2 separate regions of the Homo sapiens genome follow, and region 1 is linked to region 2. A link is a loop called in an ENCODE intact Hi-C map of the cell type or tissue named here. Cell type or tissue: MCF 10A. All regions are shown on one strand. Each heading gives the region's core, and the rest is flanking DNA. Links, peaks and the distances in the headings are about the cores only. Region 1 has its middle 85 kb from the start of DBX1. Region 2 overlaps SLC6A5 (solute carrier family 6 member 5).

What was found. Peaks named below come from ENCODE experiments on the same cell type or tissue, not always from the same donor. Only the 100,000 strongest peaks of a DNase experiment are listed, where the experiment ranks them.
Region 1: a loop joins it to region 2, with 7 times the contacts of the local background. A loop is called at or near these places in 3 of 110 quality-filtered maps.

What each region holds. Positions count from the first base shown.
Region 1 is chr11:20,237,827-20,253,357 of GRCh38, reverse strand. No RefSeq gene overlaps it. Among named protein-coding and RNA genes, the nearest start is that of DBX1, 85 kb to the right of the region's middle. In MCF 10A, for the core only: a CTCF peak has its summit at 9,191 (motif pointing left); no DNase peak of the experiment used is centred there.
Region 2 is chr11:20,605,698-20,621,228 of GRCh38, reverse strand. It overlaps SLC6A5 (solute carrier family 6 member 5), which reads right to left. Exons shown (of 16, transcript NM_004211.5): 4 at 14,091-14,222; 5 at 13,577-13,750; 6 at 6,409-6,550; 7 at 3,345-3,477. Among named protein-coding and RNA genes, the nearest start is that of SLC6A5, 14 kb to the right of the region's middle. RefSeq lists enhancers at 10,750-10,819, 15,218-15,387 and silencers at 10,798-10,995, 15,272-15,531. In MCF 10A, for the core only: a CTCF peak has its summit at 10,936; DNase peaks (open chromatin) are centred at 9,198, 10,198 and 10,928.

The DNA.
Region 1 (15,531 bases), core at 4,877-12,876, 370 kb after region 2:
ATTTACTATCAGCCAGGCATTGTGCTAAGACTTTTTTTTTTTTTTTTTTTTGAAACGGAGTTTTGCTCCTGTCGCCCAGGCTCACTGCAACCTCCACCTCCTGGGTTTAAGTGATTCTCCTGCCTCAGCCTCCCAAGTAGCTGGGACTACAGGCATGTGCCACCATGCCTGGCTAATTTTGTATTTTTAGTACAGATGGGGTTTCACCATATTGGTTAGATGGGTCTGGAACTCCTGACCATAGGTGATCTGCCTCGGGCTCCCAAAATGCTGGGATTTCAGGTGGAAGCCACTGCACCCCTCCTGTGCTAAGATTTTTAAAGGCCTTATCTCACTTAATTTTCATAACAATTCTATGAGGTGGGTACTATTATTATCTCCATTTTACAGATGAGAAATCTAAGGCTAAGAAGAATAAATAACTTGCCTAGGTTTACACAGTTGTTACATGATAGGGTTGGGACTCATACCCTGAAATGAATTTGTAACTATTATATAACACTGCTTTTATGGCCTGTGTAAGGGGCCTTTTATAAACCTGGAACTTGGGTAATAACTCTACATCATATTGCATTTTTACAGATGACCACACAATCCTAGTGATTCATTGACTTCCATCTTTTTCAGTCCTGGTACTGCTAAGGTCCCCGGTTCAGTGCCTGGCAAAACTCGGTATCAATAAATAGTTTTTTAAAAAAATAAATCAGGTACATCTTCTAGCCATATCTGCACATTTTTTTTTTTTGTTTTATCTTGCCCAAGTACAGGACTTCACATTTATGCCTGAAATATTTAACTTTGTCAGATCCGACTCCTGGCTTTACAATGCTGTAGTAGGCTGAATAATGGCAACCCAAAGATATCAGGACCTAATTCCTGGGACCTGTAATGTTACCTAATTTGGAAAAGGGTCTTTACAGATGTGATTAATTTAGGGATCATGTGATGAAGAGATGACCCTAGATTATCTGGGTGGGAACTAAATGCCATCACAAATGTCTTATAAGGGGGAGGCAGCAGGAGATTTGGCACACAGAAAGAAGAGGTGTGGGCAATGTGACCCGGGAGGCACATGTTGGAATCATGCTGTCATAAATCAAAGAATACCAAGAGGTACCAGAAGCTGGAAGAGACAAGGAAGAGATTTTCCCCTGGAGCCTCTAGATGGAGTACAGCCTTGCTGACACCTTGATTTTGGCTCAGTGCAATTGATTTCAGTTTCCAGCTTCTAGTACTGTGAGAGAATACATTTCCGTAGTTTTAAGCCACCACGTTTGTATAATTTGTCGCAGCAGCTACAACGAACTAATACAAATGCTGAGTAGTTTTGGATCCTAATTTCCTAATCCAATGAATTAATTGTATCTCCCCAACCTTAAGCCATCAGCAATGTGAAAGATCTTGATCATGTCTTCTATTAAATATATATACTGTACAATCATGTAACTGCCAAAATGTAGACCAGATGCAAGACCACAGGCATTGTCAGCCCAGGCATTTTCAGAATATGTTCATAGGATGCTAGTTTCACAGTAGGAATTACCACACAAAAGAAGCTTCATGGTTTAGCAAGGAAGTTTGGAAAACGCTGGGTTGAAAACATTTGAAAAAGTTTCTCTACTACAGGACTTCTCAGAGCCTTTAGCATGCTAATGCACGCTGTGAATGTCCAAGTAGGCACGTGGTCTGGTGTGTTTCCCAAGCTTGTTTACTCACATTCATTTCACCCTTGGAAAAAGCACTTCTACAAACACATCTTGCAAGGACCACAGTTAAGAGAAAAATATGTCTGGAAGTCCAAAGCAATTGCTTTGCTGAAATCCACTGTTGGTACATTCAGGACTATAACACAGGTCTCCTAATATTGTGTCCAGCATTCCTACTACTAAACATGTCGAACATCCAAAAAGGAAGCACTGAATCTTACCTTTAAAATAAAGGACACAGATTCTCCAAAGACAACTTTATTGAAAGGAAACTTTATTTTATTTTTTTTTTGCAGTGAGTTAACAGCTTATAGAATACAGCAGTGAGATATGAGAAAGGGTGAATTTTTCCTATCTTTTGTTATTGGCATTGACCCTGAAGGTCCTTAGTCCTTTGCAGAAGCTTAAGGAGCTTAGATCAAGGGCAGATTTTGAAATTGAATTTATTCAGATTAAGCAAAACCTTCAGTGAGAGGATTTACTCCCCACAAGCTGTTGCCAAGTTGGGGCTGCCCAGGCCAGGCCCATTTTCCTGAGTCATAATCGACCTGTTTCCAAATTGCTGTCAGTGTATGGGCAGCCAGTTTCCCCAGGACATTAAACATTCAGAGCTTCCTCAGCCTTCTGGATCATTTTCTATCTCTCCAATATTTTTAGACAGGTTTCTTGCAGGCTGCATATTTTATAACAATTGTACAGGAAAATGATCCTAGGGACAGTAGCCAGAGATTCAAAGTTTAGAAAAATGCTCCTTCCTTATCAGTTGGCAGGTGACAAATCACAGTGAGATTACTTTTGGCAAGGAGGATATTTTCCCATAACAATCTAGAAGACAGAGTGCAGTTGGGAGCCCAGTGTTACGAGTAGTTGTTTGGAGATTTTTCTTTTAATGCCATATTCTCCTGGTTTACCAGACGCTACTTTTATTCTTCAAGTCTGAAAAATTGCCACTGATTTTGAGAGATCTGCCTGTGGCAGAAATAGTAGTTGTAGTGATATCTCCCAGAGTAGATGTCCTGCTTCTGAGATGCAACATTATCCACCTTCTATTAATAGTTTAAACCTACTTTGCTTTAAGACCTAGCATTTGGAAGGCCTTAGGTCTCAAGTTTTGTTCTTCCGTGTCTATATTTTAAATGCAGCTTTTATGGATGTGTTTCAAAAGTAATGCATATTTCTTTTAGAAATGTTGAAAATACAAGAAAAGCATAAAGACAGAAGTTAAAAATCTCCTCTCTTCTCGCCACTAAGAGATCAAGATCATTAACACTGTAGGCTCCTTTTAGAGTCATTTAAGAATATCTCAGCAGGATGCTGATGAGGGCAAACTTTGAGATTAGTCCCTCTAATCCCCACAAAATGGAAGGTAGTCTGTGTGATTCAGCTCTGTATCAAGCACAAAGAGAATCACCTATAATTCACTGAGCTACTATTTTTTTAAAAAATTATAGTTTGTGAAACTGAATGGGGTCTGTGAACCCCAATGAATAGATGAGGAAACTGAGAATCAGAGAGTGGCTGACTGTCCCGATCACCCAGCATTTCAGTAGTAGGGCAGAGAGTATGAAACTCTTCTGATTTTCATTTAGTGTAGTTTCCCTTGTTATAACAGCTGTCTCACTACAGAAAGAATTCTAGCTATAAAATTCCACTTGAGTAAGAACATTTGGCTATGACCTCAAAGCACGGGCAATTTTCATGCACCAATTTGGCATTATGGAGAAAGAAATGATCTCCACATAAATCCGAATTTCCAAACACCTAAAGGTGAGCTCCTTTAAGCCCAAAGACTTTTATCTTAACTTTAACACATTTCAGTGAAAATTATTCTAAATATACATTTGAAGGTCAGGCACACAATAACATTTAATAGTTTCTTGATGACTCAAAATTATAAGCATCAGTTTTTATTCTGTGCTATAATACAGTGAGACCTTCTGGGATTGGTAAATCGTAAAACCCTGAACTGCTCTAGACTGCTAAGCTTTTATAGTTTTATGTTTGCTTTATTTGGATTTTCTGTCTCTCCCTGCGCAATCAAGCTGTCGGCTCTTATTTCTTGCTGCTCCCAGTATGTCTGAGATCTTCTCTTTATTTGTTTCCCATCTGCTATGCTGTTTCTAATCTGTATGTGCGGGGGAAGCAGATACTCATGTTTGTTAGAAGCATTTGTAATGTAAGAGTAAGTAGGTTCTGAGTGAGTATTGAGGGTCATAAAATTAGTGAGCAGACTTAGGGACATATATTTTGGTTACTCAGAATCCTCGTTAACTTTATTTTCTTTTTAGATTGGCAAATAAATGATGTCTAGATAAATGATACAGGACAGTACTTTAAAAAATAGGCATAAAAAACACAGACATCCTTTGCTTATTTATATACATCAGTCTTTCCTTGGGAAGTGAACCAAATCTCCAAGCAACAGAGTGGGTCCCGGGTTTTTTAAGTTATTTCTTTCATTTCTTTTAAATTTCTAAAATCAATTTCCAACTTAAAAGTGGTCTTTTCTAAACTCAAATGGAGAGTAAATGGAAACTCAGCCAAGGTATCACTCATGAGAGACTGGCAAGTACAGAGGACATATCTCTAAACATTGAGGCTGCTTCTCTCCCTAGCAGCTGCTATCTTCCCTCTGCCAATATTTTCATTTCTTCACTTGTTGCTTGTGTGTTTTTGAAAAAATTTAAAATATTTCCCTTCATCCAAACTTTAAAATGCAATTTTTCTTTTAAATAATTGATAAGACTGATTTTTCCTCGTCACAATATTTTCTCCCAGATTCCAAATTTCTAAAAATACAGTCACCAAAAAACAAACAAGTAAACATGATGGACTTGAAAACTTCAAGCTCACTTGAGGCTGAAATCATTTTTAAAGCTACCATTAGCAATGGTGCTGTGGGAGCGATATGGGCTGTAAAAGCCAAGCAATTTGCAAAATTACGTTAAGACAAGGAATTACTCAATGCAAACACCTGCTTCAGAGTGATCATCAAATTATTCACAGCCTAGCTATGACCCTGCAAGCTGACTTCCCTGCAAGCTGACTTTCCTTTACTCCTACTCTGTGGTCATTTGCGTTTATCAGTAAACACCCACAGACCCACTACACTTTGCTAAACCAAGAGGCCAAATTAAACAACACATACTGGAGTTAATGATGGGTTGTAATAACAACAGCCCAGAAACATTTGAATGGTGCATTAACAATTTGCAAAGGACTTCACACGCAGGATCTCACTTACACTTTGTAATCACTCTACGCTTAGGCTGTTCCCTGGGAAAGTTGCCACCAATGAGTTTTCCCAAAGAGTATGCAAAACTTTAAAATAAAACTGAGGTTAATATACTACCCTAAGTCTCCTTTCTACTGTCTCCTCCCCCTTTTCCTTTCCAGCTGTCAGTTTTAAAAGTGTATGTTTTAATTTTCCACAGTTGACCACATCCAAAGCTGTTTTAAGAGGCACGGGATTCTATTCTTCTCTAAAATCTATATGCAGCCATGGATTACCACAGCTGGTTCTGGTAACATTTGCAAATTCTAAACTATCTAAGACTATTTCTAAGGCTATTGTGAGTGACATTAGGCCCATTTCTGGCAAGAAATCCTCTAGTTGTAATGTATACTATCTTAAATGGTCTTTTTGTGACCATGGTCTCTACCCTTAAACAAATGAAAGGCATATTTCCCCTGATGGGTGTCCCAAGGAGAGCTTGGGAAGAAATCATCATTATCAAGGCGGTTCACCCAGACACACAGACTTGCTTGTTACCGTATTTAAAGAAGTGGCCACAAAGAAATAGTCATTGGATTTACAATAGGGGAAACCTAGTATGCATTTCCAAGGAATCACATTTTGGGGAGAATTACAGAATAATTACACATATGCTTAGATCACGAGCATTCAATGAAGCGGACAGTATTTTGAGGATTTAAGATGTTGGTGTTGTGGTCGTCTCTAAGAAACCGGGATAATTCAGACATTCAAATGCAAAACCGCACCATTTGGAGAGTGTAATGCGGTCTGTTCTGGTCACTGTTACAAATTCGGAAAGGATTCCCTGGCTGCAGACATTAGAGGCACTTAATACTTAAATCTGTTTCCAAATGTAAAGAATAGAACAAAAGTGCTGGGCATTAATGAAACGTATCCTAACACTGGTGTGCTGACACATTTCATTAAAGTGTCACTTTGGGAGAGTAAAAAATAATGACAAGAGCTTTGCTGTGTGCAACTTGATAAGGTCCTCAGATGAAATATCATTAACTAATAACACATTAAACATCCATTTTAATGCTATCAGGGTTTTCAGATTGGGACTGAATTAATTTCATGCCTAGGATGTTTCCTATAACCAATTACTATAAATAAATCTCTTTCATTGGTCTAAATACTTATTATTTATTCATGTCAGTTTCATTTTAACTTCCAGGAAATCAAGTATTGTTAGAAATTACCTTAATAAAATACTTTGACATATCAAATATCTTGTTTACTTATAAGGCCAGCCATAAATTATTTCCTGAAGGAATGTATTTTGTGAATATTTTAAAATACAAACTTTCTCCATTTTTGTTGGGTAACTGGCAAAATAATTTTCTATTGAACTCTAAAATGCTAAAGTTCTCTTCTACACTCAAAATAGTTTCTTTAATTAAAAAATTGTGATAAAAATACTTAACAAATGTAGTCCTAAAACTCAGCATTTTATAGGTTCAAAAAGACTGCTAATTTAATGTTCCAGTTTAAAGCTAAGTTGTTTTCTAGAAAATTTTCCATACATAAATATATGTAATTTGTATTTTCAGTAAACTTTAAAAACTTCCTCTTCTAAGATCTTGTATGCAAAATATCAAAATAACAAAAACTTTGCAACTTTGATAGCCACTTCGATACTCTGGCAGATTTACATGGTGTTCTCCACATTTACAGATTTGTTTGGTTTTGTGCAGAAGAGTCATTTGGTGAAATGAACCAAGACAAGAAATTCTCCCAACAGGGCCTATGCAGCCAAGAATCAAGTTGCAAAGTAACACACAGCAGGAGAGATGAAATAGAGAAATTAGTCCACAACAAAACAAGAAAATTGCTCAAGGAACTTGGAGCTGGCAGTCTCGCAATGTGAAAGGTTAATCACAAGATTTAAAATCTAATCTTGCTTTCAAAGGCAGTTCATGTAATTGCATACATTGTGAAGGAACATGAGAACAGTGGGAACAGAAAAAAAATTTAAACAAGCGGGCTTGATATAAGCTGTAAATTTAATATGGAGAAATGTAAAAAGTTAGCAAGAGTAAGCACAGACCTCAGTAAAGGGTCAGCCCGGGACCTGGGACAGCAGAAATGGCCACAAATCGCCACCTTGAAAGGAAAAGAAAGTTTAAATTTTGGATAAACATGTATTCGGATGGGATACTCCCTAAAAGACCCATTAAATTAAATTCCATTCATTCATGTTGTCTAACCCATATTTATAGGGGACCTATCATTTGCTGATATCGTGGGAATACGCAGATAAATGAGACACTAGAGGAAGAAAGTCATAGTTCCTTAGAGCACGAAGCAGAAAGTTTGGAAGTGGAAGAACTCACTCCATAAAGGGGATGGCATTTAAACTATGCCTTGAAGAAGGGCAGGACTTGGTCATACGGAGGTGGGAATGGGAAAACACAGCTGGCAGAGGCAACTTCAGGAGCAGGACACTAGACTATGCACAGAAGCCAGGGAGCACTTCAGGCTGAACAGCAGTGGCTTCCTATGTGGGAACAGTGGGGGCTGGAAAGGTAAGAGGCCTGGAGGAGTTTCGCTTAATTCTATGGAAAGCAGGAAACCTTCCCCTGGAGGTTTTAGAGTCCAAGAATAATATGATGCTAAAGGTTAATTTATTTATTTTTAAAATTAATTTTTTTTTTGAGACAGCATCTCTGTCTACTAGACTAGAGTGCAGTGGCACGATCTTGGCTCACTGCAACCTCCGCCTCCTGGGTTCAAGCAATTCTCCTGCCTCAGACTCCCAAGTAGCTGGGATTACAGGTGTCTGCCACCATGCCTGGCTAATTTTTGTATTTTTAGTAGAGACAGAGTTTCGCCATGTTGGCCAGGCTGGTCTTGAACTCTTGACCTCAGGTGATCCGCCCGCCTCAGCCTCACAAAGTGCTGGGATTATAGGCGTGAGCCACTGCGCTCGGCCCAAAGGTTAATTTGACATCTATTGTGAGGCAATCTAGAAGAGGAAGAGGATAATATAATCTTAGCAGAATATATTTCAATATAGCAAAAATGTAGAGGTCTATATTCTTGGACTAGAAAGTACAGAAGCCGTATTTATGAGTTAAGTGTTTCTAAATTCCAAGACTACTACTTCTTGTTAACTGGAAAAGCAGTAAGAAAGAGGTGCCACTGAGGAACGTGGTTTTTTTTTATTTTTTTTTCCTTTTTTTGCGACGGAATCCCGCTCTGTTGCCAGGCTAGAGCACAATGGTGCGATCTTGGCTCACTGCAACCTCCACCTCCCCGGTTAAAGCAATTATCCTGTCCCAGCCTCCTGAGTAGCTGGGCCCAGTTAATTTTTGTATTTTTAGTAGAGATGGGGTTTCACCATGTTGGTCAGGCTGGTCTGAAACTCCTGACCTCATGATCTGCCCACCTCGGCCTCCCATGGGATTACAGACATGAGCCACCACACCTGGCCAGACATGTGGTTTATCAAGGGACAGTGAAGGCCCTGACCAGTTGGTGCTGTCAGAGCAAATTCCCTGGTTTCCCCAGAGAGAGGTGCAAGTTCTAGAGTGGTTGGGGGAGGGGGGCTGATAAATGCCAGGGACTGAAAATAAGCACCCCTAAGGGCATATGTAATTCCCCCATCATAGCATAAATTTGAATTTGGATACATCCCAGATCTCAGCCCCAATCATGATATACAACTGCTGGCCAATCCATGAGCACCACCACCCCTGCCTAGAATTGTGCTAATCAGGATAAAAACTGCCTCTGCATTAATATCTAGGAAGGAAAGCAGCCCTCACCATGTCGGCAAACACATTTAGGGGCCCTTGGTAATAACTCTATGATGTTAAGGTGTTGGGGAGACAGTACAAAAACGGGTAGTGGACAAGTGAGTAAAAGAAAGAAAGTCTTGGTTTTCATAGACGTATTTCTTTATCTGTCATATTTATGCAGCATTTTATACTTTTCAAGGTGCTTTTAAATATCTGATACTATTTCATTTCTCCTAATAACTCCATTATTTCCATTTTACAGAAAGAGTTATGGAAGCCCAAAGAGGCTGTGTGACGCATCTGACAGCCACTTGGCAGACGAATGAGAACCCAGAACCCTAATTTTTTTATTCCTCCACCACTACATCACCTGGTCTCCTACTTATATCAACAGATTTTTTTATTGAGAGCCTATTCTATAGAGGCCATGCTTTAAAACTGAGGAAAACCTATGTTGCGTGAAAACTCCCCTGCACAGGGCCCTCTGGTGGCAGGTAAATTAAGAATTATAAGGTAGGAAATTGAGAAATGTTTAGGATCTGATTTTATGGAGAGAGGAGGATACTGAAATATAGAAAGTTGTTCAGAAGGGCTTATCTAATATAGTTCTCTCACTTGGCATATTAAGAAATTGATGCCCAGAGAGGTCAAGCAATGTGCTCATGGTGGCACAGCATCCCAAGTCAGCACTTCTCTCCAATCAGAAAGGCACCTCTCAGCATCTTCCTCATTCTCATTTGTCTTAAAGAAGATTAATATTCGCCCTTCTTATCCCCTTTTGAGCTTCAGTTTTCTCATTTGTAAGCTAGGAATAGGGACAGTTCTCACCTCATTGGGTTGTTTTAGAGACTGAATGAAATAATGCAAGTCACACACTTAGCACAAGCCTGCCATGTAGCAAACACTCAATGTGTGGTCATTATTATAATGCTTAATGAACCATCTCTGTCTTGATGTACTCAGAACCATTAACCCTAAAGCTTTGTGTTTGCCCTCATCTGTAGATCAGAAATAAAAAATATTTTCAGGGGAAGTGAGTGCTTTAAAGATGGTTTCTTCTCCAAGCTGAAAATAATGATCACATAACCTCTGAGACAGCGTCTCTCAGTGTGCCCAGGGAGCCTGGTTATTCTTCCGGGGTTAATGAGATTGGTCCTTCTTGGGGCAGGGCCAAAGGAATCTACCTCCTGCCCATTTTCTGAATGCAACCTCAATCCCATGGGTGGATCAGGGAAAAGGAATTGCAACATTTCCCTGTGCTTTTCTATTCGCCCCTCAGTGCCTCTTCTAAGTTGCTCAGTTAAGAGGCATTGTTAGCACCTCTCATCCACAGTTGTAAAATGGGAGTCAATAAAAATGCCTTGCCCTTCCTAACCTCAGTGAAGATATGAAGAGCACAAGCAGAATACAGTAGCCTCACTGAACAGAGGTGACAGAGGTCAGATCTCAGTGAGGCTGAGACGACAAAAGTTTGTGGGGAACACTACTGGAAAGCAGAAAGCTACTTGGTGGAAGAGTGCTATAAATCTGCATGGGGTCCTATGAGTCTCTGATGGAATATTAAGCTGACATGCATAGAGTGAGACTTCACAAAGTCAGGGAAAGGACAACTGCTGGAGTGCTATAAGCTGAAAAATTATAGGAGCTTGCACAGGGATGGGAGACATTTGAGTTCTCCAGAGTAGTGGACCTGACAGAATATCAAGAATATGTCACAGAGACCCCAAAAGGCCACAGCTTCAAAGTACAGTCATTCATCTCTTAATGAGTGAGATACATTCTGAGAAATACATCATTAGGCAATTTTTTCATTGTACAAACATCATAGACTGTACTTATATAAGCCTAGATGGTATAGCCTAGGTGATATGGAATAGCCTATTGCTCCTAGGCTCCCAACCTGTATTGCAAGTCACTATATTGACTACTGTATACAACTGTAATGTAGTGGTATTTGTATATCTAAAAATTGAAAAAGTACAGTAAAAATAAGATATTATAATCTGGTATAATATGGTACTATAATCTAATGTATGATGAACTATAGGTTTAAATTAGCCTAACAGTAAAGAGTTTTCTAGTCCCACCCTAATAAAGATTTTTTTAAGTCTTTACAGGATAAATCTGATCTTACAGAAAATTAGCTATCTATAATAATAAAGCTCAAAACTCAACATGCTTTAAAGGGAGACAACAAAATCTGAACTCTCAAATATTTAGCATCCACATTGTCCAGAATATAATTTTAAAATTACTGGCCTGCAAAGCAGGAAAATATGACCCATAACCTGTACAAAACTAAGTCACTAGAACAGACCCAGATATAAGAGAAATGATGGAAGAGTGAAAAAGAACTTTAAATACCTATTATAAATATGTTCAAGGATTTAAAGGAAAACATGACCACAATGAGGAGACAGATGGAAATTATAAAAATAAAACAAAAGGAAATTCTAAATCTTAAAAATGCAACTTCTGAAATTAAAAATGTACTGGATGGGGTTAACAGAAGATTAGATATTGCAGAATAAAAGGTTAATGAACTTAACATTGCATCAGAAACTATCCACACTAAAGTGAAAGGCTCGAAAATTTAACAGAGCCTCCATAAACTATGGAACAACATTAAGTGGTAATTGGACTCCCAGAAGGAAAGGAGGTGGGAGATGGGAAAGGATACAATTTGATGAATTAATTACTGGATATTTTCTCAATTCAATGAAAAGCATCAACCACAGATCCATAAAACACAATAAATTTCAAGAAGGATAAACACAAAAACACACACCAAGGCATATCTTAATAAAATTGCTGAAAACCAATAACAAAGAAACTATCTTCAAAGCAGCCAGAGAGGGAAGAGGACATAATACATAGAGAAATGAATGAAGATAGGAATTATTACTGATTTCTAATATAAACAATGCAAGTCAAAAGATAATAAAGTTTTCTTAATGCTAAAAGGAAAGGAAAAAAATAACTTTATATCTGTAAATAAAGCTGTATTCAATTCAACATTTAGACCTATCTAAATCTGTATTCTATTCTGTTCTATAGGTATAACTATTCTATTTTATTCACATCTGGCTAAAATATCCTTCAAAAATAAAGACAAAATGAAAACATTTTTAGAAAAGGAAGAATTGAAATAATTTGTAGAACTGCACCATAAGAAATGTTAAAGAAAGTGCTTTAGGTTGAAGAAAAACAATACTAGAAGGAAATTTAGGTCCACATGAAGAAATGAACAGCATTAGAAATGGTAATGATTTTTACGCTTTACATGAAACAATAGAATACTATTTATTAACCTATAATAACATTATTAACTTATATATAATTTAGTAACTGTGAGAAGTTAAAAATGCATATTGTAAATCAGGACATAGGGATAAGCTTAAGAAACTATTCTCAGAAACAGTATAATGAAAACAATACTGTTAGAAGTTAAAGAAGACCTAAATGTTCATACATTGGAGGCTTCAATATTACCAAAATGTCCACTTTCAACTAACTGACTATTTAAAGTAATCCAATTGAAAACTGAAGTGGTTTGTAAAAAGAAGAAACTGAAAAGCTGATTCTAAAATTTATATGAAAATGCAAAATAATTAGAATAGTCAAAACAATTTTGGAAAAGAAGAGCCAATTAGGGAGGCTTTTCATACCTGATTTCAAGATTCATTACTATAGTAAGTATACTTAGTATGGTATCATTTTGATAGACATACAGATAAATGGAAGAGAATAGAGAGTTTAAGTACATATATATGCATATATACCTATGTATATGTTCAACTGATTTTTAAAAAGCTTAGCAACATAATTTAATGGGAAAAGGAAAGTCATTTTAACTAACAGTTAATGATACTGAACAACTGGATATCCCTATGGGAGAAAATAATGAACCTTCACCACCAGCTCTCACCATATACAAAAATAAACTCCAAATGGATAATAGACCTAAATATAAAAAATAAAACTATAAAACTTATAAAGAAAATCTTCACTGCCTTGAGATAAGCAAAGTTTTGTTAAATGTGATAGAAAAGCACTAACCACAGAGAAAAATATTGACAAACTGGATTTCCTCAAAATTAAAAACTCTGCTCTTCAAGACACACTATTAGGAAAAGAAAAAGCAAGCCCCTTACTTGGAAAAAATACTCACAGTACAGATATCTGACAAAGAACTTGTGTTTAGAATAAATATTTTTTAAATGGGCAAAAGATTTGAACAGTCACTTCACAAAAAGATATAAACATCCCATTTATACTCACATACTATTGTCAGCCAAAAAGCACAAGAAAAGTTGGCCATGATTCATAAACAGGGAAATGCAAATTAAAACTATAATCAGATACCAACTCCTGATGAGAATGTGGAGTAATTGAAATTCATACACTGTAGGTAATACAACCACTTTGGAAAACAATTTGGCAGTATCTTACAAACTTGAACATAAGCTTTACATATAACACAACAATTCTACTCTTAGATGTTTACTCAATAAAAATATATGTCCAAGATTTAAAAAAAAAAAAAAAGCCTTGAACATGAAGACTTATAGCCGCTTCATTCCCAACAGCCTCAAACTGTGAACAATTCAAATGATGTTTCATCAGGAGAATGAATAAACAAACTGTGGTTTATTCATATCATGGCATACTACTCAACAGTAAAAAGGAACATACATGAACCTCAAGAATATTATGCTGAGCAAAAGAAGTCAGACAGAGTACATATTGTATGATTCCTTAATATGAAGTTCTAGAACAGGCAAATTGAATCTATAGTTATAGAAACCAGATCAGTAGAATGTTCTGGTTCTAGGCACAGAACCAGAGGGACAGAAATAGGCACAGAAATAGAAATGTTCTGTGCCTTGATTGGCAAGGCAGTTACATGGGTCCATATATTTGTCAAAACTCAATGAACTGCACATTTAAAATGGATGTATTTTACTGTTAAATTATACCTCAATAAAATTGTTTTTTTAAGAAAAGTGAAAGGGGAGGAAGACATGGGAAAGTTATAAAATAGTATGCAGTTATTAAAAGGAATAAGGTAGATAAATATTTCTGAATTGAAAGATATAGTGTTAAGTGGAGGATAAGAGTTGTTAAATAGTACACTTGATCTAGTTTACATTTTCAAAAAAAGTAGTAGAGTGTGAGGGCAGAACAAGATGGTCAAATAGAAGCCTCCACCAAATTGCCCCCCTATCTGGCAGGAACACCAAATTTTAACAAGTAACTACACATAAAAAAGCACTGTCACAAGAATAAAAAATCAGGTGAGTAGTCACAATACCTGGCTTTAACTTCATATCACTGAAAGAGGCTCTGAAGAGGCTAAAAAAGAAAGTCTTGAATCACTGATGCCACCCCTCCTCCATCTTTGGCAGTGGGCGCATGGCACAGACAGAGAATCTGTGCACTTGCTGGAAGGAGAGCACAGTGACTGGGGGACTTGGCATTGAATTCAGTGCTGCTCTGTCACAGAGGGAAGCAAAATCAGGCTGAACTCCTTGACCCCTATGCGGGGAGCATTTAGAAGACCTCTAGCCAGAGGGGAATTGCCCATCCCAGTGGTCAAAACTTGAGTTTGTCAGCAAACCTTGCCAATATGGGCTGAAGTGCTCTGGGATCCCAGGTAAACTTGAAAGACAGTATAGGACACAAAGGCTGCAGTTTCTAGGTAACTCCCAGTGCTGGGCTGGGCTTAGAGCCAGTAAACCAGGGTGGCACGTGACCTGGGGAGACTTTAGCCAGGGTGGCTAATGGAGTGCTTGTGCTAATCCTCCCCCAACCTCAGGCAATGCAGCTTGCAGAAACAAAAGTAACTCCTTTCTTCTTGAGGAAAGGACTCAGAAGTAAAGAGGACTTCATCTTGCATCTTGGATACCAGCTTAGCCACAATAGGATAGGGAACTGGGGAGTCATAAGGTCCCCATTCCAGGCCCTAGCTCCCAGCTGACATTTCTAGACATACCCCGGGGCCAGAAGGGAGCCCACTGCCTTGAAGAGAAAGACCCAGTCCTGGCAGGATTCATCACGTGCTGACTAAAGAGCCCCTGGGCCCTGAATGACCAACAGCGATATCCAGGTAGTATGCTGTGGGCCTTGGCTTCAGGTGAGACCCAGCGCATTCCCAGCTGTGGCAGCTACAGTGCAAGATTCCTGCTCAAGAAAAGCGGAGGGAAAAGTAAGGGGGATTTTTCTCTTGTACTTTAGGTACCTGCTCAGCCACAGTGGAGTACAGCAGGGGTCCCCAACTGTACCATGGTACCAGTACCAATCTGTGGCCCTTTAGGTTCTGGGCCACAGAGCAGGAGGTGAATGGGGGGGTGAGTGAGCATTACTGCCTGAGCATTGCCTCTTGTCAGATCAACAGTGGCATTAGATTCTCATAGGAGTGCGAACCCTATTGTGAACTGCACACGCCAGGGACCTAGGCTGAATGCTCCTCATGAGAATCTAACTAATGCCTGACAATCTGAAGTGGAACAGTTTCACCCCAAAACCCCCAGCCCCCGTCTGTCCATGGAAAAACTGTCTTCCACAAAACTGGTTCCTGGTGCCAAAAAGTTGGAGACCACTGAGGTAGAGCACGAAGCAGGCTCAGAGTCCCTGATTCCAGGTCTAGGTTCATGTACAACATTTCTGGAAGTGCCCTGGGCCAGAGGGGGGCCCACTGCTCTGAAGGGTGAGTTTCAGGCATGGCAGCGTTTATCACAAGCTAACTGAAGAGCCCTTTGGTTTTAAGGGAACATTGGTGGTGGCCTGGCAGAACTCCTCATGGGCTGGTGGTGGTGGTAGCCAC
Region 2 (15,531 bases), core at 6,265-14,264:
ATTTACTGTGGGGGGATTTTTTCCCCCACTATATGAAAATGATGACTCCACAATTCCTCATTTACTATCTATTCTTAATAACTCCTTCTTGGGAGAGAATGTCTTGTATTAGAAAAAGTCTAGGCCAGCTGGGCACGATAACTCACACCTGTAATCCTAGCACCTTGGGAGGCTAAGGTAGGGGGATCACCTGAGATCAAGAGGTCAAGACTAGCCTGGCCAACACGGTGAAATCCTGTCTCTACTAAAAATACAAAAAAAATTAGCTGGGCGTGGTGGTGGGCTCCTGTAATCCCAGCTACTCAGGAGTCTGAGGCAGGACAATCACTTGAACCCAGGAGGTGGAGGTTGCAGTGAGCCAAGATGGCACCACTGCACTCCAGCCTGGGTGACAAAGCGAGACTCCATCTCAATAAAAAAATAAAAAATAAATATAAATAAAAATAAAAAAGTCTAGGCTTCAAAGCCAGATAGACCTGGGTTCAAATCCCACTACTTCCACTTAAAAGCTCTGTGACTTCAGGCAATTTACTCTACCTTGACAAGCCTCAGTCTCTCTCTCTACAAAATGGGAATCAATGTGCTTCTAATGCATGTGAAGCAGCCAGCACAGTGCCTGGCACACAGTGTTCAACAAAGCTCTCTTTCTCTTCCAATCTCCCAACAAAGCCACTGCTGTGGAGATGTCAAAGTGGCACAATACCCAGTCAATACAGCAGCCATTCAGAATAATGAACATGAAAGGAGATAATGTTAATAACTGACCATACACCAGGTAGTAGCATGCATGTCTCACTTCATCCTTACAGCAATCCTAAGTATTATGCACTATTATCCCCTATTTACAGATGAGGAAATGGGTTTCAAAGGTTAAATAGCTTGTCCAGAGTCACACAACTAGAAAGTGATAGAGCCAGGATTTGAACTAAGATTGGTCTGACTCTGGAGCCACAGGCCATCCTTCCTCACATCATTAAAAGGTGCTGTTCTCACCCTCCTCACCTATCACCTCTCCTCCTGCAGTCTCACCTTCCAGCCTATACTACTAGGCACCTGTCTGGCCACTCACATCATGGTTGAGGTCAGCTTGTCTCCATTTCTAGCCATAAGTGACAGTCTTGCCCATGGGATTTTGATTGAGTATATACTTGGCTAGTCTTGTTGAGCAATTGCTTGGCTGGGCCCTTTGGAGATGATGAAACTCCCACCCAAGCTCAGCTCCAAGCCACAGAAGGTGAGGGGTCCAGGAAACCTCAGGCCATGCTCGGTATTGTCATAAGGGTCAAGTTAACATTTCCCATCTCCCTGTAACCTTAGAAAAACAATCAATCCAGTCTCATGGTACTCACTCAGAGCCAGCAGGTTCCTCAGGGGTCACTGAATCCCAGTTCTCTTTTTACAGAAGGGGAAACTGAGGTCACAGAGTAGAAGTGCTCCCAAACCTCCAGCTCACCCAGCAAGTGTTCCAACAGAATAATCTTAGAATTAGAGGACCTTAGACATCACCCAGTCCAATTACCCTCACCTTAGAAATGAGGAAACTGAGGACTTCTAAAATAGCTAGGAAAATGTGCTTTTCATTTATTGGCCAAAAAAAAAGCAATTAAAGCTAAGAGCAAAATCAGAAGCTCAGCCATGTTTCACCACCCAAGTAGAGATATCCCTACACAGCAAACACCATGAGAAGTCCCCAAGGACAAGGGCTCAGGTCTCCTCACTCCTGGGCTGGTTCTCTCTAGCTGACCTGATTCTCCCCACACTCTGTGATTTAAGGCATACCACCTGCCTCAGGTAACCCTGACAAACCTGCCAGAATCCACCACTCAAGTCCCTGTGGAACTACATGACATGAAAAGCAAGCACTAATAAAAGCTGTAATCAAAAATGTCCATGTCCCCAGGGAGAAGACAGTTCGGTCTATGTGGCTAATAGATGCTGGGATTGCGTGCCTAATGGGGGATGCAAAGCATGCCTGGGGGTGAAAGATGGCACTGACTACCCTCCCGATGAGACCCAACCTTTCAGAAGTTGGTTGATTGTAACATAATCGCAGAAATCCTTGGCCTGGATAATCAAACCAAATCTCAACTCCACAACCTATGGTCTCAGAATCCCCCATTACATCCTCATTCCTTGAGCCTTAAAGACATTTTTGTTTCATCCTAAAACATGCAAATACCTCCTGGCGTAATTAAATATTATTGCATGTGATCAGAATAACTGGTTAACTCTTCAGTAGGTTTTTCTTTGTGTGTGTGTGTGTGTGTGTGTGTGTGTGTGTGTCGGGCGGGACAGGATCTCACTCTGTCACCCTGTCACTCTGAAGTGCAGTGATGCCATCTTAGCTCACCGCAATCTCCGCCTCCCGGGTTCAAGTGATTCTCCTGCCTCAGCCTCCCAAGTAGCAGGGACTACAGGTGCCCCCCACCATGCCCAGCTAATTTTTGTATTTTTCATAGAGACGGGGTTTCACCATGTTGGCCAGGGTGGTCTCGAACTCCAGGCTTCAAATGATCCACCCGCCTCAGCCTCCCAAAGTGCTGGGATTACAGGCCTGAGCCACTGCACCCAACCTTCAGTAGGTTTTTCTAAGGCTGCAAGGAGATGAAGAAATGTTACTGTGACCCCTACAACAATGCCCACTGTGGCCTGAGGTTCGATGGGCTCCTCTCTTTCTGTGGCTTGGAACTGAGCTTGGGTGGGAGTTTCACCATCTCCAAAGGGCCCAGCCATGCGATCACTAACTGACCCTTACCAAGTAATTGCTCAGCCAAAATTCCATGGGCAGGACCATCTTCCTTTAGTGCTAGGGGCACATGGGGTAGAAGAGTGTCAAGCTTAGAGTTGAAAGAAAGGCAAGGAAGGCCATGAACATGGTGGCCGGGAGTGAGGAGAGGGAATCTACTACACAGTTTTGATCTTCAGCCAGCTTCTTGGCAGAAGCAATAGCTAACTTGGCAGCCAGACCAAGAGGCAAAAAGCCAGCAGCACAAATTCTAGAGTTTAGGGAAAGTGACTGAATGATATCAGGGAGGTTCCTTCTGCTGAATGAGTGGCAGCCCCTGAGAGGAAAGGAAGGAAATCCTAATCAGAGTACCCCCCACCATCCCTTGAGAGCTCTGTATATATGTGTCTCATTTAACCCTTAAAACAGCCCTGCAAGAAAGGTGTTATTATCCCCATTTTGCAGATGAAAGTGAAGTCACAGCCCCTCAGCTGCTCCAGGGCAGAGTCAGAATTAGCATCCACAGCTCCTGACTCTCTTTCCAGTGCTCTGCCTGCTCCCCAAAGCAACCGCCCCTGGGTGTCTCACAGCTTTCTCTTAGATAAATCCAAGTGCTTACTTTTCCTGAAGTCTTGATTCCTTTAGCCAATGATGCATACACAATGACCCAAGCCAGGAAGAGGCAGAGAGCTAGTGGCCACCTGATCTCGCCAGGATATTCAATCCCTGCAGAAATCTTCAGCACAAAGTACCTGAGAGTTGGAGGGAGGGATGGGGGGAGTGATAGAAAGAAGGAGAGAGGGAGGTGACAGGCAGTAGGCTTTAAGCCTCCAGTAGAGCCAGGAGGCTTGCACAAAACCCCAGCATCCTCCACCCACCCCACCATCAGGAACCTAATCACATCAGGCTGTGGGGAATTTGCTGGTCTGGGCTCTTGCCCACAGCCATCTGCAAAGACTCCAGCTGGATTTACTGTGCTCTTGATTACGTGCTGGGAGGCTGCTCATGGCCCTGGGCAGGCTTCAGGACAAGGCTGTCAGTTCCATTGTCACTAGCACATCCCCAGGAGAAGTGCAACAGAAACTCTGAACCGTCAAGGGTGATTTTTGTGTGTTTTCTGTATTGCTCTACTCTTTTATGAGAATTTATTCTGGTAGTATTTGTGTGATTTTAATTTTAAAAATTAGTACATAGTGGAAACTGCATATGCTAAATGACGAAAAATGTGGCCCTGGATTGTAGTTCAAGTTGTGTGGGTATGTCCTGAGGCGGAGGTTGGCTTAATTATAAAAGCAGGGCTGCCTAGACCTTGCTCAAGCAAAACATTCTAAGACAGATGAGCAGCTGCCAACAGAAGAGGCCACTGGTCAGCTGTAGCTGCTGCTGGCAACTCATTTAGATAATGAAGACATCGTGGCCTGCCTGGCCAAATGGCTAGCAGGGCAGCCCCACCCCTGAGGAAAGGAGGCAGCTTCAGGGACAGTGCCTGATAACAGACTCAGACAATTCTTTCTACTCCGCAACCATCTAGCCATACATCCTCTGTAAAACTGCTGTGTTTGTAGGTTGACGTTTTTCTGTGATCTAAAGGAAAGGCAAGCCAGCATCCAGGCTCTGTAGGACTGTAGGAATGATGGCCCAGAGAATTCTGACCTGCTGAAGGAAATGTAGGCAGCAGCCCCACTCCTGGTCCAGCTGGCTAGCTTGAGAGGCTGTTTGGCAACACACAGACATGCTTTTCATAACAGTGATGGCCAACCCTGTGCAGACAGAGCCTCTTTCAGGCCCAAACCCTGGCACAACCTGGGCTCAGAGTTGACTAGGGAAGACCAAGGCTGGAACTAAACTTGGTTCCACGGCAAAACCCTGAGGACCATATTTGCCAAGCAAGGAAAAGGACCTTCCCCATGTCCCATGCCCAAAATAGGTAAACCATATAGTCAACAATTCCATGACTTAGCCATCTCAACTGCTCCATGCTTCAATTGTAGGACCTCAAACAAGTCCCAAGAAACTCCTGATGACATTTCTTCTTAGAAATCAAGACTGGCCCCAGAGGATTAGTAAAGGCCATCAAAAGCAGGTTTGCAAATCACTTTTTAGTACACCTGACTGCATGGATTAAGTGTACTGGAAAATGATTTGCAAACCTGCTTTTGGCGGTCTTTCAGATTTCATCATACTACCAGGTCAGACTCAGTTGCTCAGTGCTCAGGGAGAATTAAAGACCCACCCTAATACCCCCATGGTAGTTATGGTCAAAGGGGACTATTTAATCAATTAGGTAACTCTCCCTTCTGTTCTGCAGGGAACAACTATGTACACCCTGAGTCTACAGGAAAGAAAACCAGGAGTAGGAAATAATGACAACTGGGAGAAGAGTCATGGTATTAGCAATCATTTGTCGTCATCTAAGTGAAAGCCACAAACTGGAGGCTCATTGATTTATGCATTTTATTTGATCCCCATGTTCTATTTGAATTATTTTGCTGCCATTTAAAATAGGAGAGATCACATAAAAATCCAGACTTTATTTCCATCTTTTATTGTAAAATAGAAGCTCTGGCATCACTGCCCCACATTTTCACAAGGCAGTGATCAGAGGAGCTGGGCACCAGTGGCTTTCCTTACATGCGACAGGCAGCCTCTTTGGTTTGCTACAGTCCCCACCCCCTCCCTATCATCTCATTTATTTTCACTTTACTCATTTATATTCCTGCCATGCCCGAGTACATTTGAATTTACAACCCCTGAATTAAAGTTTAGCTAGAGAACACTCTTTACGTACCCTATGATGAACTCTGTCTACATTTATCTCCCTTAAGACATAATTTCATGGCTGGGTGCAGTGGCTCACGCCTGTAATCCCAGCACTTTGGGAGGCCGTGGCAAGCAGATCACAAGGTCAGGATATCGAGGCCATCCTGGCTAACACGGTGAAACCCCGTCTCTACTAAAAGTACAAAAAATTAGCCGAGCATGGTGGCACGCGCCTGTAGTCCCAGCTCCTCGGGAGGCTGAGGCAGGAGAATAACTTGAACCCAGAGGCAGAGGTTTCAGTGAGCCGAGATCGCGCCACTGCACTCCAGCCTGGGCAACAGAGCGAGACTCCATCTCAAAAGAAAAAAAAGGAAAGAAAGAAAAGAAAAAAATAATTTTATGAACTTCACTAAATCTTCCAATGGTAGCTGAGGATCTTCAAGTATCCCTGAACCTCAATCTCCAATGCCTAGCAATACTGATATTAAAAAATACAAAACTAAGGCAAAGCTATAAAAAAAGGAAAAAAAATGAATTTGTTCTTATTTACACTAAAGCTCTGAACATGACTTCTTTTCTTTTTGTCTCTCTTCCCTGAAGCCAAGTGCAGATGGAAGAAAAAATAATCTGGTTAACTGACAGTCCACTTAGATCACACTGGATCAAGGTTTTGAAATGGGCTTTTCATCAGCATCATGAATTATAGCCGCAATGATTCTGCTCCTACTGCTGTCATTCATCCAGCTCTGCTTTCCAGGCTCACAAGACACAACAATCTGCTCTTGGAAGCCAAACCAGGGAAAAAACCTTCCTCTCTGATCTCATCCCTTGGGCTACCCACACCTCTGGTCTGCAAATTGAATATTTATTAATTCACTGTGTTTCTCTTAGAAGGTAAAAAAGGAAAAAGAAAGTCATCTTACTTGAAGTACTCTTCACTTCCACTGACAAATGTCTTATTGGCCTGGCTGGTGAAATTAACCATTGTCACGTTGGGATAAGCGGTCATGCAGAAAGTCGAGTTCTTGATCTGTATTTTGGGATGGTCACTGATAACACAGGAATCTGTTTAGGAGAGGACAGAATAGAAACACAGTTAAATCTGTACAGAAAACAGAGATTTGTCTCTCTGCAGCAGTTTAAAAACAAATGCCAAAAACATTTGCAAATATTGGAGAGTACCTTCAGGAAAGGATTAACTGGGCAAAGCCAGATATATTAAGAAAAGAACCAAAGAATTATGTTTTCTCCATCAGAGCCCCCAGTCCCCACAACTGCACCTTGTACTGATGACAAAGGCATTTACAGAACACTCTCTATGTGGTAGGCAAGTATTTTGCATGCATTATCTCATTTAATCCTCACAACAGCCTATGCAGGAGGTACTATAATCTTCCATTTTCAAAATAAGGAAGCAGGCTTAAAGAGGTAGGTAACTCTACTGAAGCCACACAGCTTATGAGGAAGAGAATCAGGATTCGAACTCAGATCCTTATGACTCTGCAGAAAATAAATAAATTGCTGAAACGAATTGAATTAGAAAATAAGCAGACCCCCTGAAGGGTACTGCTACAGAAGGCTTTCTAAGAAGTTCACCTTGGACCCACTGCCTGGCACCACATTTAGTAAGTACTCTAGGATACACGTGCTGTGTACTTTCTACTCTCACGTGGGTAAGCAGAGGCAGCAACCACGCCGTCTACCGGGGATCCTGTGACAGGACCTGACAGTGTGGTGCTCAACTGGGGATGAGTCTTCTCTCCAGGAAACATGTGGCAAGTCTGGAGGCATTTTTAGTTGTCATACCTTGGGGACCTGGTGCTTACTGGTGTCTAATAAGTAGAGGCCAGGGATGCTAATACTAAATATCCTACAATGCACAGGACAGCCCCCCACAACAAAGAATTGTTCAGTCCCTTAGCCAGGCATGATGGCACACACCTGTAGTCCTAAATACTTGGGAGGCTGAGGCAGGAGGATTGCTTGAGCCCAGAAATGCAAGGCTGCAGTGAGACATGATCATGCCACTGCATTCCCAGCCTGGGTGATGAAGCAAGACCCTGTCTCTTAAAAAAAAAAAAAAAAAAAAAAGAATTATTTAGTCCAAAACATCGGTGGTACCAAGGTTGAGAAGGCCTGATCTAGGCAGGGATGGAGAAAGGAAATTAACCCTGTGAGTCTTAGTATGTCAGGCTCTGTGTTGAACACTTTAATGATTATCTCATGAAATCCTCATAAAACCCAGGAGGTATATATTATTATTGTCATTTTAAATAGGAAGAATCTGAAGTCTTTCTGACCATTTTACAATGCCTCTCTTTAAAATACAGATAAACTGACAAATACCTTAAATAAAGAATCCACCAGGACTAATCCCAAAGGACGTTATTTTGCAAAGGAGCACATAGTAACAATAACAACAACAACTTACACTTATATGGCAGTTACCACGTTTATGGCACTGTTTTAAGTACTTTACATGCATTGACTAATTTAAGCCTCACACCACCCCCTATGAGAAGGTACTGTTATTATCTCTATGTTACAGATAAGGAAAACTGGGGCACAGAGGGATGCAGTGGCTAGCCAAGGTCATACATCAAGACAGGATGTAAACAAGCTCTCTCTTTGGAATCAATGACTTAGGCAATCCAATGTGAATAGGGAGCAGGGATTATAAATTCAAACACCTACAGAAGCCAGGATGATGACACAAATGAGGAAGGCATAAAATTAGAAAATAATAGAGAGAGGTGGGGACTGTGGCCAACCAGAGAGCACTCCAGCCAATCAGTGCCAAGCTTTTCCAGATGTTGTGGCAAAAGATGCAGAAAATCTATAAACTTACATGAAATATCTCCATTTAAAAATATTGAATGTGTTAAAATTGTCTTTAAATACCAGGAGCAACAATAACAAAAAGTGGCTGGGCAGGGTGGCTCACACCTATAATCCCAACAGTTTGGGAAGCCAAGGCAGGAGGATGGCTTGAGCCCAAGACTTCAAGACCAGCCTAGGCAACATAACAAGACCCCTATCTGTACCAAACATTTTAAAAATTAGCCAGGTGCAGTACTGCACATCTATAGTCCTAACTACTCAGGAGGCTGAGGGAGGAGGATTGCTTAAGCCCAGGAGTTCAAGGTTGCAGTGAGCTGTGATTGCACCACTGCACTCCAGCCCGGGCAACAGAATGAGACCCTTTCTCTAAAATAAATAAATAATTTTAAGAAGCAGGCTTGATCTGGTGCATGGACTCCCATTTTATGTTCTCTGTGGAAGAGCATAGAGGGCAAGAATGTGAGTTCAGGCGTTCCACTACTCCCGAGAGCTTGAATGAGTTCCATTTGTCCAAGCCTCCATTTTCTGGTCATAGTTGTTCAGGGTTGCAGTAAGGACTAAATGAAGAGAGATCACAAATTAAAAATCTTCCCACAATGCCTGGCACACAGCTGGCACTCAATAAATTTTAGCCATAACTCAATCATCATTGTTATAGCTTTTTCTGGAGAGAGTATCTCTAGTCTTCAGCATCATCTCCCGTAAGGCCACTTGCCTGCCATAAATTGCCTACCACTTCCCATACACACCGCAGAGTTTCTTAGAATGTTGGGTAAAAATGGAAACAATAATAAGAATCCCTTCCCTTTCAGTAGTTCTTTAGACCAAGGTTTCTCAATAGCTGTACTAATGGCATTTGGGGTCAGATAAAGTAACCGCAATAGGTCCATTGCCCAACAGGCACAGTGAGTCAATACTTCACCAAGACCCTGCGTTGCAGCAGAGAAAGAGGTTTAATTAAGAGAAGAGGACCTTTTTTAAGTCACCCCAGAATTCCAAAGGACCAATACCCCTGCAAGGGACAGCCTGGGCCCAGGAACAGAACACGCTCATGTGCTGATAACACAGAGAATGACAGATGGAGGGGCTGCACAAAGAAAGAGTGGGGATTGACACCTTGTTTTTTTTTTTTTTTCACCAAAATAAATAAACAAATAAACCACTGGGTAAGAATGAGATAGGATCTGCTCAGCCTGGTCATTTACTCGCAGGAAGCAAATAGAGTTTCCTGCGTTGCAGCAGAGAAAGAGGTTTAATCATAAGAGCCACTGAACAAGGAGATAGGAGGAAACCTCAAATCCATCTCCCCAAAGAGTTTGGAGCTAGGGTTTTGGAGTAGGTTGAAGAGTGCAGGGTGAAGTCCTGGGACAGAGAGATGAAGAAAAGCATTCTCACACTGATTCAGTTCCTCTGTGGGAACCTTTTTTCATTTGTTTGTTTTTTGTTTTTTGAGACAGTCTCACTGTGTCACCCAGGCTAGGGTGCAGTGGCACAATCTCTGCTCACTGCAACCTCTACCTCCAGGGTTCAAGTGATTCTCATGTCTCAGCCTCCAAAGTAGCTGGGATTACAGGTGTGTGCCAACACTTCCAGCTAATTCTTGTATTTTTAGTAGAGACAGGGTTTTGCCGTGTTGCCCAGGATGGTCTCCAACTCCTGGCCTCAAGTGATCCATCCACCTTGGCTTCCCAAGGTGCTGGGATTACAGGCATGAGCCCCTGCTTAAAGCTGGTAGGAGTCTTTAAACTGGTTGGCATCAGCTGTTTTGCTGGAATTCGGGATCTGCTTAAGCAATTCTTAAACAAAAGCCTTATGATTCTAGCATCAGAAATCTCATCTATAGGAACAATGGGGATGCAAATGTACGTAGTGTTACTCAATTTTTGGTTTCAAGGAAGTGAGTCAAAAGCACAGCCTGATTAATGCTGATTATAACAATACTTCTGTCTAGAATTCTTGTTAACCCTGCAAGGACAGCTTTAGTAATTCTTGGCTGTGGGACCGTCCTGTGCATTGCAGGATATTTAGCAGAATCCCTGGCCTCCACCTACTAAATGCCAGGAGCCCACCCAGCTGCAACAACTAAAAACGTCTCTGAACGTTGCCAAATGTCCCCTGCAAAATCTCCCCTGGTTGAGAATCTCCACTTCAGGGCCTAAAAATATCTTCCTATTCAAAGTATCTTCTTTAATCAAATAACAGAGTTTCAGGAGGATTCCCACCTAATCATTATCAAATATTTACCAGGAAAGCTTTTGTTTCCCCCAGCAGTGACATAAATGAAGACAATTAAAGAACACTCCATATCTCTGTTCTGTAAATAAGCACATAAGTTATTTCTAGCCCTCCTGCCAAACATTACGTCCACCCAAGACGGGAGAGATCACTAACACGAGGGCAAACACCAAATCTCTCGATTCCCAAGTTGCAATTGTGAAGCACGCAGGCAGCCTCACTAGAGAGCGTCTCTGGATGTCTGTAGATCACTGCCGCCGCAGCAGCACAAGGTCACCGTTCCTGCAGCAATGCAGCAGGGTTCCCAGGCTCCCCGCTCGCTCGCTCCGCAGCCCCAAGCCTCCTGCAATATCCCCTCCCACCACCGGGCGGCAGGAGCATGCTTCCCAGCGCCCGGAGCCTTCGGGTCCACCCGCGAGGGAATGATGGGCCATCTCATCAGAGAGCTCTGCGGCCCAGCAACCCCGAACAAAGAACAGCGATAATGATCGTGCTAAATTGGAAGCTGTGGAATGGGATTCTCTTTACTTGGGCAATTATTAATAAATGAAAGCACATGAAAGACCAGGGAGAAAAGGAATCATTTAATTAAAAGTTGTAATGAAAATGAAGCCATTCCGGAAATAGAAATGATATTTATGTTGTTCCTATTTTACGTGACCCAGCTAGCTCCTATTTTCACGTAAAGCCGCTGGTCTCACTTGACAGGGCACAGACTAGTCATTCTCCATTACAGATACTTGGAGAGTTGAGTCACCCTAAAGACAGCAGCCTCTCTTACAACCTGCAGCACAGAAAGATGTGGCAAACGCTGCCTCTCCCCACCCACAGATCCAGGGCTTTCCTCTGGGGCTGGAGTGGGTATGGTTGCCTGGTATCCCCATGGAATGTGTCCCTTGCAGCACTGAGAGTGTCATGGGGCAGCTCCAAGCTGCACACGAAGGTCACAATAGCTAGCCATTCAGCCCCTCTCTCCTGGGATGAGTCCTTTTGCCCAGCAGTCACAGGATGTGGGTAGTTATGGGATTGTGAGAGAGAAGGTGAGACTGGAAGGCAATTGGTGGGAAATGCTGGGGAAAGAGTTTATCCATCTCTTAAGGAAGGCTTGCTCAATATGACCATTTGGGAAACAGCCTGGCAATATCCGTTGTCTAGACTCCTGATTTGTCCAGCAGAGCAGTGGGGCTCTGCAAGTCAGGCCACCATCAACTTTTCTAAGTCACCCCAGAATTCCAAAGGACCAATACACCTGCAAGGGATAGCCTGGCGCCAGGAACAGAACACACTCATGTGCTGATAACACAGAGAATGACAGATGGAGGGGCTGCACAAAGAAAGAGTGTGGATTGACACCTTGTTTTTCTTTTCACCAAAAAAAAAAAAATTAAAAATTAAAACACTGGGTAAGAATGAGATAGGATCTGCTCAGCCTGGTCATATACTCGCAGGAAACAATCAGCGTGAAAAATGTACATTGTCTCCTTGTGCTCAGAGCTTGCATCATTTTAATGGTTTGTACCAGATGAGTAGGAGCTGAGCTGTGTCATATCTTTGCTCTGCCTTTCATGTCTCCCAGGCGATGGTGAGCCAGACTGGAAGCCAGAGACAGGGGCTTCTGTGTCTCTTGTGCCTCCACCCATGTGCCTGATCCAGTCAACATGCTCAGCCTGCTTTAAACACACACACACACACACACACACACACACACAGAGAGAGAGAGAGAGAGAGAGAGAGAGAGAGAGAGACAGACAGACAGACAGAGAGAGAGACTATAAACACATGTTCATGGCAGAAAATGCAGAAAAAAATGTCATCTCTCTGGGTCTGCGAGAGGGAAGAATTCATATTTTTGCCCTTAATATACTTGAAGGGTTAAATAGTGTCCTAGTTCCATCATGAAAAAAGCTGGTTTTGGAGGGCAGCACTAAGAGCCGATCATACAGAGATCACAGGAAGCTGGTCTCAGCACAGACCTAGCTGAGGAGAATTAACAGATCTACTGGGGAAAGAAGAAACTACTTGTTTCTAGGTTCCCTTTAAAATGACGAGAACTTCCAAAGTGACTGCTACTAGCACCTTTTATTTGTAGAGTTATATGCTTCTGCAACTGTATCACACTCCTCATTTCTTTTCTCCTTACAGCAATCCCCACAAGGTAGGTAGAGGAAGAACATTTTTATTTCTGTTTTTTAGAGAAGGAAAACAGATCCAGAGAGAGTTACTTGACCCAGACATACATACAGTCAGTGACAGAGGTATAGACCAGAAAGACTTTCTGACATAGCTGCCCTACTTCTCCTCACATTCACTCTCTTGCCCTTGACCCAAGAAGCTGACACTTTCTGCCAAGGCCTCAAGTCCCAATCTATTTCACATCTGAAGCATCTTCCAGGAACACTCCCTGACTCCCCAGTATCTTGCCCTCTTCTAGACACTACATTTTTATCAGAGTGGTCTAAGGGTCCACTCTCATATTCACCTCATGCACTGAGCAGTATCTTGTGAAGTCTGGCCCCAGGATCGCTCTCCTGGACTCTAGGAATTAGACCATCACTTTTCAAATTGTACCATGCAGATAAGTCACCTGGGAACCTACTTAAAATGCAAATCTATTCAGAAAGGCTAGGGCGGGGCTTCTAACCACCATCCAGGTAATGCTGCTAGTCTAAGAAACACTATAAAACAAAATAAAATTCTACAACGACTTGTTAAAATGCAAATTTTCTGAACCCAACCAAATCTATAAATCAGACTATCTTGTGGGCCTGTGAACCTGCATTTTTAACAAAGATTTCAGCTATTCATAAGCAAACAAAAATTTGATTAAGCTTTCCTCTGGGCCAGGAGCTCCTTAAGTTTTATGTTAGAATTAAGTATATTTGATAGTTTGATGTAATCTCTGTGTTCCCAGAACCTAGTATAGGTCCTAGCATGCATAATATATGTTCAATTATTTTGCTGAATAAATGGATAGTTTAGAATACACACACCTAAAGCAGGTATTTCCAAACTTACCTAATAAAAGTTTGGTTTTATCTTTGCATTCTGGCGTATTCCAAGGGTTGTTGCAGGAGCCCCAGGGTAGTACAGACACAAAGGAGGCAAACAGGTAGAAAAGTGTATAGCAAATAATCACATTGTAGTATATGGCTATTAGGACAGAGATGATCAGCATCGCGATGCCACAGCCTGCAGAAGCAAAAATTCCAGGGGTTCATTCCATCTTAAATGCTATGGAATTCTTAGAGTTGGGCATAGGGTGGGGACCTAGGTCTAGGCTCTCTTGTACAGAATGGATGCACTAATAGCAGAGTGGACTGTATGTCTACCAGGGATATGAAGGCATTCTGCTGGGAACTCAACAATGCCAGAGGTGATCTTGGGCCATTATTCAGAAGGATCAAATAAAGGAAGGAAAGAGTTAGTTCTATTAACCACAAAGGCAGGTCTCCCTCCCTGGGGCTGCATGGTGCCAGAGGGGACAGAGTAAGAAAGGGCCTGAGGAGGCTGAGCGGCAGGCTGGACTCACCTTGTAGAGCTGGGATGGCCTTCCACACAGACACTGGTCCCTGGCTGGCAAACTGGCCCAGCGACACCTCCAAGAAGAAGATGGGTAATCCAGCCAGAGCCAGCATCATCAGGTAAGGGATGAGGAAAGCACCTTGGAAAGAGAGTGGGGAGTGAGAGCCCTAGGAGGCAAAAGCAGGCTGCTGCCCTCCTTAACCCTCTGGGCTAGGGGCTGAGCTCCCTCTCAAAGAACTAAAGGACAATTTAGCTCCATTCCTGAAGAAGCCCTTTGATGTCCTGTTTCAGCAACAGTCACCCACAGATATTTAAGAGCCTTCCTCCAAAAAGTATAAGGGTACCCATGCAAATACACTCCTTATTTCAACTCTCCACTGGCAGATGGCTAGGGATATGTGCTGATGGGTTTTTATTATTTTCTTTTTTTATTATAGCACTTCAGTTTCCCAAAATGAAGCCCTCCCAGAGCTCAACCAGTCCATGCCTTTGACTCACTACTGGATTCAGGTTGGTGAAATCTTATCAGAGCCTCAGCCCTCCCAGGACCCAAAATCTTCTAAGCTAAACTCCAGGAGCCCTCCTCTACAGTAAGTTACCTGAACACCTTCTGCCAACCAGGGTTGGGCAGGCTCTGCCAGACAGCCATTGGGGAATACCCATCCTTCTTCCTAAACCCATCTCCATCCCCATCACACACTTCTCAACGCCCTTCCCCATATGAGAAGTTCCTTCCATCCTTCAAGGTCAACTCAAATGCTTCCTCCTCCAAGAAGTCTCCCTTCTGAGTCCTCCCACAGTACCTTTCTCCAGGCACCGATCACTTGATAATTTTTATGTAAGTGTCTTATTCAGCCTGTGAGCCCCTAATGTTGTTTGCGCTGCATCTCTTTATTCCTCAAAATGCCCCGTCTAGGGCAATAGTACTTGGCAGGCCTCCATAGAGTCACTGAGACTTCTCTAGGGTTCTTTCCCTTCAGCATTCTTTGAGGTTGTTTGGGAGGGACTTGGGGAATGGTCATGATTTTTGAAAAGGTTTTGACCAGAACATGCTGCTGCATGGGCCAGAGTCAAGGTGGGCACTGGAGATGCGCGAGCGCAGAACACTGGCCTCAGCGGAGGGAAAACTGATCTTTCTCCAGTCTACTCTTCATGCTCCCGCCCCTCCGCACTTCCTGTTTGATGGCAGGGCCTTTCCTGCCCGGGGCTCTCCAAGCCAGGAAGGCCCAGGGGCAGCCGCCGGCTGCTGGGCAGTAAAACCGGGGTCCTGCTTTATCCTCTCAAGACAGGGATTGTGCAGTCCTCCTCTGCTCCTGAAAAGGAGCGGCGAGCCCTCCACCCCGCACTGAGGGCTGAGGGGCCTCGAGCCGCAGTGTGGAACAGGCTGCCTCGCATCACAGAGCCTGGCTCCTCCGGAACCCTGAGATCTGCCCCGCCGCTCTTCGCAG